Regions from separate parts of the Homo sapiens genome. Here region 2 is linked to region 1. The links are chromatin loops, found by intact Hi-C in ENCODE. Cell type or tissue: dorsolateral prefrontal cortex. All regions are shown on one strand. Links, peaks and the distances in the headings refer to the core of each region. The heading gives the core; the rest is flanking DNA.

Evidence for each region. Peaks named below come from ENCODE experiments on the same cell type or tissue, not always from the same donor. Only the 100,000 strongest peaks of a DNase experiment are listed, where the experiment ranks them.
Region 2: a loop joins it to region 1, with 4 times the contacts of the local background. A loop is called at or near these places in 11 of 110 quality-filtered maps.

The regions. Positions count from the first base shown.
Region 1 is chr5:77,076,379-77,082,878 of GRCh38, reverse strand. It overlaps ZBED3 (zinc finger BED-type containing 3), which reads left to right. Exons shown (of 3, transcript NM_032367.4): 2 at 4,151-4,285; 3 at 4,984-6,500. The coding sequence starts at 5,001. The coding sequence ends at 5,705. SNORA47 (small nucleolar RNA, H/ACA box 47) reads left to right here and starts at 2,308; the gene lies at 2,308-2,445. RefSeq lists a silencer at 5,032-5,441. In dorsolateral prefrontal cortex, for the core only: CTCF peaks have their summits at 4,918 and 5,118 (motif pointing right); DNase peaks (open chromatin) are centred at 5,108, 5,518, 6,001 and 6,332; H3K4me3 peaks cover 1,284 bases; H3K27ac peaks cover 2,498 bases.
Region 2 is chr5:77,131,884-77,134,383 of GRCh38, reverse strand. All of the region lies in intron 2 of ZBED3-AS1 (ZBED3 antisense RNA 1), which reads right to left. It also overlaps a transcript of PDE8B not described here. Among named protein-coding and RNA genes, the nearest start is that of ZBED3, 46 kb to the right of the region's middle. In dorsolateral prefrontal cortex, for the core only: no CTCF peak of the experiment used is centred there; a DNase peak (open chromatin) is centred at 1,073; H3K27ac peaks cover 2,500 bases.

The sequences.
Region 1 (6,500 bases), core at 4,001-6,500:
CAGGTGTGAGCCACCACACCCAGGCCCAAGGGTTGTTTTATAAAATTATTTTTTATTTATGTAGAGATCCTGTGATATACACACTTTCCCTAAATGTATACACGTGATCACATGCATGCTTTCTTAGTACCTCATTGCTTTTACTTTTGTGTTTACCTCTTCCCCTTCTCCCTCCTTTCACATCAGTTACCATTGCCTCAACCATAGTATCTCCTTATTTTTCTTCATCTATAGCTATATATTGCCTCTACAGATATGTATATTACTTAATAATAGTGGGATCATATTATACACTCTTCTGCATCTCTCTTTTCTCCCTGAACAGTTCCTCCAGATATCCTTGTAAGACATTGAACAGAACTTCATCCTTTTCCTCTTTAATGGCTGTATAATATTCCCTGGTATGAACATATGTTATATACTCAGCCATTTTCCTGGTGGTAGGCATTCCCTTGCTTCCAGTTTCTTGTCATTCTACATGATTCTGATGTAGATTCTGATGTCATTCTACGTGAACATCCTGATACAAGACTGTGTTTATTGGTGCTGATAGTTCTATAGAAGAGATCCCCAGGAGTAGAATCTCAGGTTATCTTTTTTTTTTTTTTTTCAATACAGCATTTCGCTGTTGTCACCCAGGCTGGAATGCAATGGTGCTATCTCGGCTCACTGCAATCTCCACCTCCCAGGATCAAGCCATTCTCCTGCCTCAGCCTCCCAAGTAGCTGGGATTATAGGCACCCGCCACCATGCCCAGCTAATTTTTGTATTTTTAGTAGAGACAGGGTTTCACCATGTTGGCCAAGCTGGTCTCGAACTCCTGACCTCAGGTGATCCACCTGCTTGGAACTCCCAAAGTGTTGGGATTACAGGCGTGAGCCACCGAGCCCAGCCTCTATTTTTAATTAATATAGAAATTGCAGCTGGCCCTATCACACAGGTATCAGAATTGTTGGAAGCATCTCTTTCCCCACCAGATGGTACGCTTCCTGAGGGCAGAGACTATGTGACATTCCTCTTGGAATGCTTGGCAGAAAGCACGCACCTGACCTTAGCAGGTGCACAATGAGCATTTGAATGAGAGTTGGATGGAGTGGATGGATGTAAGCAAAATACTCAAATTCATTGGCACCTTTGTGTTAGTTTTAAAAAATGTTCAAGGAAAAATTGAGGGATCTCTTACTTTTCATTTTCTTCTTATTAGCTAACCACAGAATTAATGACATGCATTCTCATTGGGTATGCTCACGACTGTAATCCCAGCACTTTGGGAGGCCGAGGCAGGTGTATCACTTGAGCCCAGGTGTTCAAGGAAGACCAGCCTGGGCAACAGAGACCCTGTCTCTACAAAAAATACAAAAATTAGCCAAGCATGGTGGCATGCACCTGTAGTCCCAGCTACTTTGGAGGCTGAGGTGGGAGGATCACTTCTTGAGCCTGGGAAGCAGAGGTTGCAGTGAGCCATGATTGTGCCACTGCACTCCAGCCTGGGTGACAGAGCAAGACCCTGTCTTAAAAAAAATTAAAAAAAAAAAAAAAAGAAAGAAAGAAAAGAAATGGCCAGAATGCTTTCCTAAAATCCATCCCATCTTCACTAGTAATTGAGGAGTGTGCCTTTTCTCTACCTCCCTTGTAACTTTGGCTGTTAGACCTCTTAATGTTTCTTGGTGTGATGGATGTAAAACGATACCTTATTGCTACTTTAATAGCATTTCCCTGAATATAAGTGATGTTGTGCACCTTTTCATAAATTTCCTGGCCAGTGGAGCTGTTAGGTCATTTGCCTACTCATATTTCTCGTCTGTTTTTCTGTCGGTCTTTTTGTCTTTTTATTGTGTTTGAAGAGCTCTTTGTGTGTTACGGTTGTGGCTGAAGTGTCTGAAGAGGTTTCTCCCCCTCCACATTGCAGGGGCAGCTGAAATGCACTCGAGTTTTTTGTTTTTTGTTTATACTTTAAGTTCTAGGGTACATGTGCACAACGTGCAGGTTTGTTACATATGTATACATGTGCCATGTTGGTGTGCTGCACCCGTTAACTCGTCATTTACATTAGGTATATCTCCTAATGCTATCCCTCCCACGCCACCCCACGACAGGCCCCTGTGTGTGATGTTCCCCACCCTGTGTCCACGTGTTCTCATTGCTCAATTCCCACCTATGAATGAGAACATGCGGTGTTTGGTTTTCTGTCCTTGTGATAGTTTGCTCAGCTAACCAGGCTGTTACGGCCTGTGGCCATAGACTGCTGGTCACTCAGCAGATACTGAGACTGAGGATTGTATTGAGCTAGAATATAGCCGCATGATGTGGAGGACTGAGAAGGTGAGGCAGTTTTGCCCCGTGCTGCCTTCCACCGGTTAAGACCTCCAAAATCGAAGGGCTGCCCAGGCAGAGGATGTCCCCTTGCCACCCTTGGAGGGGCAGCGCTGTGCTGGCCGACATTTGTGATGCAGCCTGTCCCTGGCTCAGGTGAGGCTTCCACTAGGTCAAAAGGATTAAGACATCGAAGTCAGTGCTTCTCATCCTTGTGCCCACTTTAACTCCTAACAGATGGCATTCACCTGTGCGACACTCCCTCTGGGCATTCCAGTTTTTAAGGAAACCCAGAGAGGTAAAAAGCATGACAGTAATCAGTCACCTCTGGCACTATCAGGGGCACATCAGTAAGGATGACTCTCAGACTTTGGCACAAGTAAGAGAATCTGCGGGTTTATGTGCAGTTTCCAAGCTTTGGCTCAAGAAAGCATATCAGAATGCAAAGCAATACTCTTGATGTTATAGGAAACGTTTACATCCCTTTTAATTTATAAAGTAAATTAGTCGTAAAGATTCATTATAATAGTCTCTGCACTTTTGTGTTTGTCCAGTAATAAAAAAGGACCTCAGGAAAGATCAGATTCAATATAGAAGGAAATAGAAATTTTAAAAAAGAAAAAAGTATAGGAAAAATTTTAGGTAAAGTTAGATAATTAAAAATGTTTATAACACTTAAATCTTACTCTGTTTAGCAACCATAATGTTATATAACCATAATATTTACTGGCCATAAAAACACTATTCTTGAAGGTGGTCTGTAACTCCTCATCCTACTTTCCCCCACTTTTGAGACTTTAGCAATGTAATACATCTCTTGGGGGAAAATGTAGCCTTTAATTTCTAAAGATTTTCTATGCTAATTGGTCTTTATCATGAGTGACCATATTTAAATCAATGCCTGTGTATCAGAAGACATGTAAATAGCCATTTCTTTGTTAGAAGACGCATGGTACTTGTCTTTTTTGATGATTCTGGTATATTTGTTATCTTTTTAAAAAAATGATATGTTAAATGTCATACCTGATCCGGAGTGGACTTGCTTGGTGGGAAAAAGAATACTTAGGTTTAGAAAAGTACAGTGCATCTGCAACAAGACTATTAGCAACTGAATTCATAGTTTACACTAAATGCTACTGTAACTATAGCAGCTTATTTTTCCTATTCTCATCTTTGTCTTCAGTTTTTCCCAGTTGTGTTTAACAAGAAAGATTCTGGAACTTTGTCATCTCCATGGCTGCTGGTTCAAAATCTGACAGTATGAGCAGCATTGATCTCACTGTGCCTGGGTCTCACCTTGCCCTTGATTTTCTCCCTAAGTTCTCAGAAGAGCTCAAGAAGTCTGTCATGTGTTTTCTTCTCATTGTTTTTCAACTTTCAAAGCAAATTTATCTAGAATCACACATTTGGTCCTTTGTGAACTTATTTCCTAACTAATAAACTTCACCTTTTTCTGTATTCCCTTTTCTTTAATAGGTTATTGCAGTAGTGAATTAGTTTCCTAATAAAAAAGACTGTGCAATGACATTGCATTATGTTTGGATCCTTTTAACAGATTTTGTGTTGAACAAAGCAAGACGTTATTTTATTTCTTTTTCTTCCTTAATTAAAAGTATTGAGCAAACTTTGTATCTTGCAAATATGTAGAGGGGATCTTTTAGTTAGCACAAACAATAAAGAAAACTAATTTTATTTGTTTTATGCCTTGGGTATCTATGAAAGGGTTAGAAAAAGTGAACCAGGGCATGGCGCTGCTCAGTATTTCTAGTATCTGTCTTTAAGGTGGTTTGAATGCATTTCTTTCACTGGCCTGCCTGTCCTCTGAATTTACTCCTAGCACTGCTGATGGTTCTTCAGAACTCAGGAATCGTGTTGCATGCATTGTTTCTACCCACCTGAGATGGTTGGAAACCCTGAGGCAATGACAGGGACCCCAGAATCCTTGGGAAATTACCCACTGTCTAATTTAAAGGTAAAAATTTAGAATGCTGCTTTGGATATTGCTATTTCCTAAATGTGCATATCTTAAAAGCATTGCTTTCAGTACTGCCGATTTTCTCATAAGTAGATTGTTTTTATAATCACAAAAACATATTTTTATCTTGAAAAACATACAGTCTTTGAAAGCTTTTTAAAAGGCTGTTCACCACTGGCTCTTCCACTCCTGAAGTTTAAGAAACAAAATTTTCATTCCCAAAGCTGTCTTTTCTGGTCATTGCTCAAGTGTGCTGTGCAGCACCCAGAGAAGACTGCATAAGGGAGCCTAGCTGTTATTCTGAAGACAGTACCTTTTTTATTGTTGTCGTTGTTGTTATTAAGAAAGCAGAGACTAGTTAAAGCTAATACAGACACAGCACGGAGTTAGCTAGTTCTTTCTGTTCAAGCAGCTTAGCCTCCCGCTATTAGAATAAATACTTGTTGACTGGGGACCCACTTGATTTCAAAGAGGATTCCTAGTATAGGAAGGGCTAGATATTTTTAACAGTTTTTTCTGAGGAATCAACACTTAATACTGAAGATTAATTAGAAAGAAACTTAGACTATCTACACACACTATAGGCTTTTCATCGGTAAGAAAATGGAGGGCGGCATGGTTTCTTAGGCTAACTGTAGTCTAGGAGCTGTGTGCGTGATCCTAACACTCATTATTATTCTTCCCCTGCTCCCCAGCGTGCGGGCGCCGCAGAATGAGGAGTGGCGAGCCGGCCTGCACCATGGACCAGGCCCGCGGGCTGGACGACGCGGCGGCGCGGGGCGGTCAGTGTCCGGGACTGGGGCCGGCGCCGACGCCGACGCCTCCCGGCCGCCTGGGGGCGCCATACTCCGAGGCCTGGGGCTACTTCCACCTGGCGCCGGGGCGCCCCGGGCATCCGTCGGGCCACTGGGCCACCTGCCGTCTGTGCGGGGAGCAGGTGGGCCGCGGCCCGGGCTTCCACGCGGGGACCTCGGCGTTGTGGAGGCACCTGAGGAGCGCGCACCGGCGGGAGCTGGAGAGCAGCGGCGCCGGGAGCTCCCCACCTGCCGCGCCCTGCCCGCCGCCGCCCGGCCCCGCTGCGGCCCCCGAGGGCGACTGGGCGCGCCTGCTGGAACAGATGGGCGCGCTGGCCGTGCGCGGCAGCCGGCGGGAGCGGGAGCTGGAGCGGCGCGAGCTGGCCGTGGAGCAGGGCGAGCGCGCCCTGGAGCGGAGGCGGAGGGCGCTGCAGGAGGAAGAGCGCGCCGCGGCCCAGGCGCGCCGGGAACTGCAGGCCGAGCGGGAGGCGCTGCAGGCGCGGCTGCGGGATGTGAGCCGCCGTGAGGGCGCCCTGGGCTGGGCCCCCGCTGCGCCGCCGCCGCTCAAGGACGACCCCGAGGGTGACAGGGACGGCTGCGTCATCACAAAGGTCCTCCTGTAGGGGTGTGGCCACTTCCCCACCCCAGGACAGCGCTTCTCCGTCCAATGCCAATGCCTTCAGACCCCGCTGGGACCGAAGCCGTAACCGAAGCCAGGCCCGCAGCCGCTACTCACTCGGAAGCTCCAGCTAACTGTAGGATCTTCCACACCCTAAGGCTTCAGCTTGAGAAGCACTTCGAAGCCAGAGCAGAACCAAAACTCACTTCCATGGGGTCACCGGGGGTGCCTGGGCGGCCTTTCGTGGGCATGCACGCAAGGAATTGGGGTGGCACACGGGACACCCGAGAGCTCCAGGAGCCCCGTGAACCCAGACCACCCAGTGCCATGGCCACTTAGGGCTGGGAACCCGAACCTGGTGACTTTGAAAGGATAGAGCTTCATTCCATACCAAAGACTTATCACACCATGTGCCTATACACCCAGCAGCCCAAGGTGGAGGGTGCGTGGAAATGAGAAAGCTTTTTACCCAAAAAAAAAAAAAAAAGAGTTCCTAATGCATAATCTGCCCAACACCAAGTTCTGAAGGGTGGGTGAGGGACGTCCCCTCTAGTTTCCATGACTGCTGTAGACCCGCATCATCTCTAGCCCTCATCGGGGCAGTCCCAGAGCCCGCTTTTTTACTGCCCATATTATTCAACCAATACCAGGTGCACTCTGTCTCCCCTCGGCCATCCTTCCCTTGCTTCAGACCTAATGACAAGTGTGGCACATATGTCCACTTTCAGGCCTCACATCTGCCACCTTAGCAAGACATCACCTCATCCCCTTGTCACTAGGAAGAGGGCTTCTTCCCCAC
Region 2 (2,500 bases), core at 1-2,500, 56 kb before region 1:
TTCCCCAGGAGGTCATTGGAAATGATAAGTGGGTCCACTCCTGCTTCCACTTCTTGGTTCTCAGACCCATGTATTCTTCCTGTTGAGGACATAGCACCACATGGAGAACCCCAGTTTAATGTATACAGTGCATCCTGCAGGATGGTACCCTGTTCTTTCAGAGCATTGCCTCCAGCTGGAGCTCCAGCTGTGCCTTTAGTAACCATTCCAATGCTTTATGAGGCTGGCTCCATCTAGGTGATACAGTATCTGATATGACCAGTGGATCCCATGGTCATTGTCCTATTCCCAAGCCTCCTTTGCGATGAAGTGATCCTCTGGTCAATATTATGCTGTGTGTGCTTCCATGACTACAGATCGGCCCCAGGTAGTGGGGCTTGCTGAAGCTCTGTGGCAAGGAAAGGCAAATCTAAAGCCAGGAGAGGTATCTAACCCTGTGAGGATGAACTGTGGAACCTTCCAGGACAGAAGGCCCAATATAGCTGACTTGCCAACTATATTGGAGATGCAAAAGTTTATTTTCCAACTCAGCAAGTCCCAGAATTCTTGGGCTCCCTGCATTCCACCTACATGTTCCTTGAAACCTGGCTGGTTCTTTTCTGAACTCATCTCTAGTACCTATTATATGCAGCTAAATACAACTAGCTCACACTTTTATCATTGTGCATGAAGACTTCTCAGCACAAATCCAAATATTTTTAGGTACATATGCTAACTTCCAAGTTACCAAAGGTGACAGTTTTAGAAAATGTCTCATCCCTGCAAAACACAGATTACCATTTTCTTTCCAGCCTCCTATAACAGTTTTCTTGTGCCCATCATCCAGCCTCCAAACCAATGCCACTTATTTTTTTGTTTTCTTGTGCCTATACCTCACTACAAATATCAATTTCTAATACCAATTAGATACTAATTTCTGATACCAAAAGCTATTGCCACAAAATGTTATATGACAAACATCCAAAAATTCAGTGGCTTAAAATAACAGTCGTTTATTGTCATTGATCTATGAATCAGCTGAGTGTTGGCAGATCCAAGCTGGGCTCCACTGTGCAGCTCTGCTGATTCAGGCTGAGCTTGGCCAGGAGGGTTTGGCTTTGCTCCATGTGTTACTCATCCTCCTTCTAGAACCAGTGGGCTAGTCATCAGCCTGTTTGTTCTGTGCTTCTGATGGCATAAGCCTAAGAAAACAAGCCCAACCACACAAGTGTTTTTCAAGCCCCTACTTGCAACATACTTGCTAATATCCCACTAGCCAAAGTAAGTCAGGGTGAGGGAGAAAAGTGAATATTTTGAATAATAATCTAACCTACCACATGTTATTGTGGAATCATAGGTCATCTCCAAAGAGGAAAAGTCATCAGATACAAAGGATTGTGAATGAGAATGGCAGAACTTCTCTAGAGCAATATCAGAAGCTAGAAGACAATGAAATGCCTTCCAAATTCTGAGTGAAATTGTTTTAAACCTAGAATTCCATATCCGTCTAAACTATCAGTTAATTATAAGGCTAGAATAAAGATATTTTGAGATATGCACATGTAGAGTCTCAGTTAATGTACCTCCCATAGACCTTTCCTTAGAAGCTACTAGAGAATAAGAACCACCAAAAAGACGCAACCAAAACAGAGGAAGATAGAAAACATAGGAAATCCAGTTTAGGAGAGAGATGATGGAAATTTCCAGCATGATAGCACATGAAGTTCCATATTGTTGCACAGAAGACAGCAAGACTAGTCTGGAGCAGAGGGATGGAGGGCTCCATGGCTCTCTGCAGCGTGGGGAATTTGACTGAGTGGAAAGATACATAAAATGCTATTGTAGACAGTGGGAAAACCCAAGTATAGGTAAAATGGAAAACTAAGCAAATGAAAAATAACACAATTATTTAGAGGTATGTAGAAGGACGTAAAATCATAGCCCACTATTTTGTTCAGCCATAAACAATATTTCATATTATAAGAAGAACTGTCCTATAACTATATTGAGAGAATGGGAAGAAGAAAGTGAATAATGCCATAATAGAGAGTCACCAGACAATATTCAAGGTTGATAAATCAGGAAAAACAATATAGCACATATTAGTTAGCAATATGGAGGAAATGTATTGAGTCTGGAAAGTGGAATTAGAAAATATGAGGGGTGGGACATGGGCTTGTTCTATTTGGTTGCAAATCTTTTATCAATATTGGACTGTTGTGTAAAAATATGTACATATATTACTCTGATAAATTTTTTCAGGCCTAGGGAAATGTAATACAATTAGCTTGTATACTACTTTGGTGAGAGCAAATTTCATCTATTTTATCATTTATTGAATAAATATTTTTGCTTTGTTCTAGGTACAAATATTTTTGCTTAGTTGTAGGCATCAAAATAATTATGCACCGTGTTTGATGATTACAAAACACATTTGCATATATTTAATCTTGTGATTCAATTCTTACAACTCTGTGAGTTTGATACAGAAGCAAATTTACCTTGCTGTTAATGAATTCTA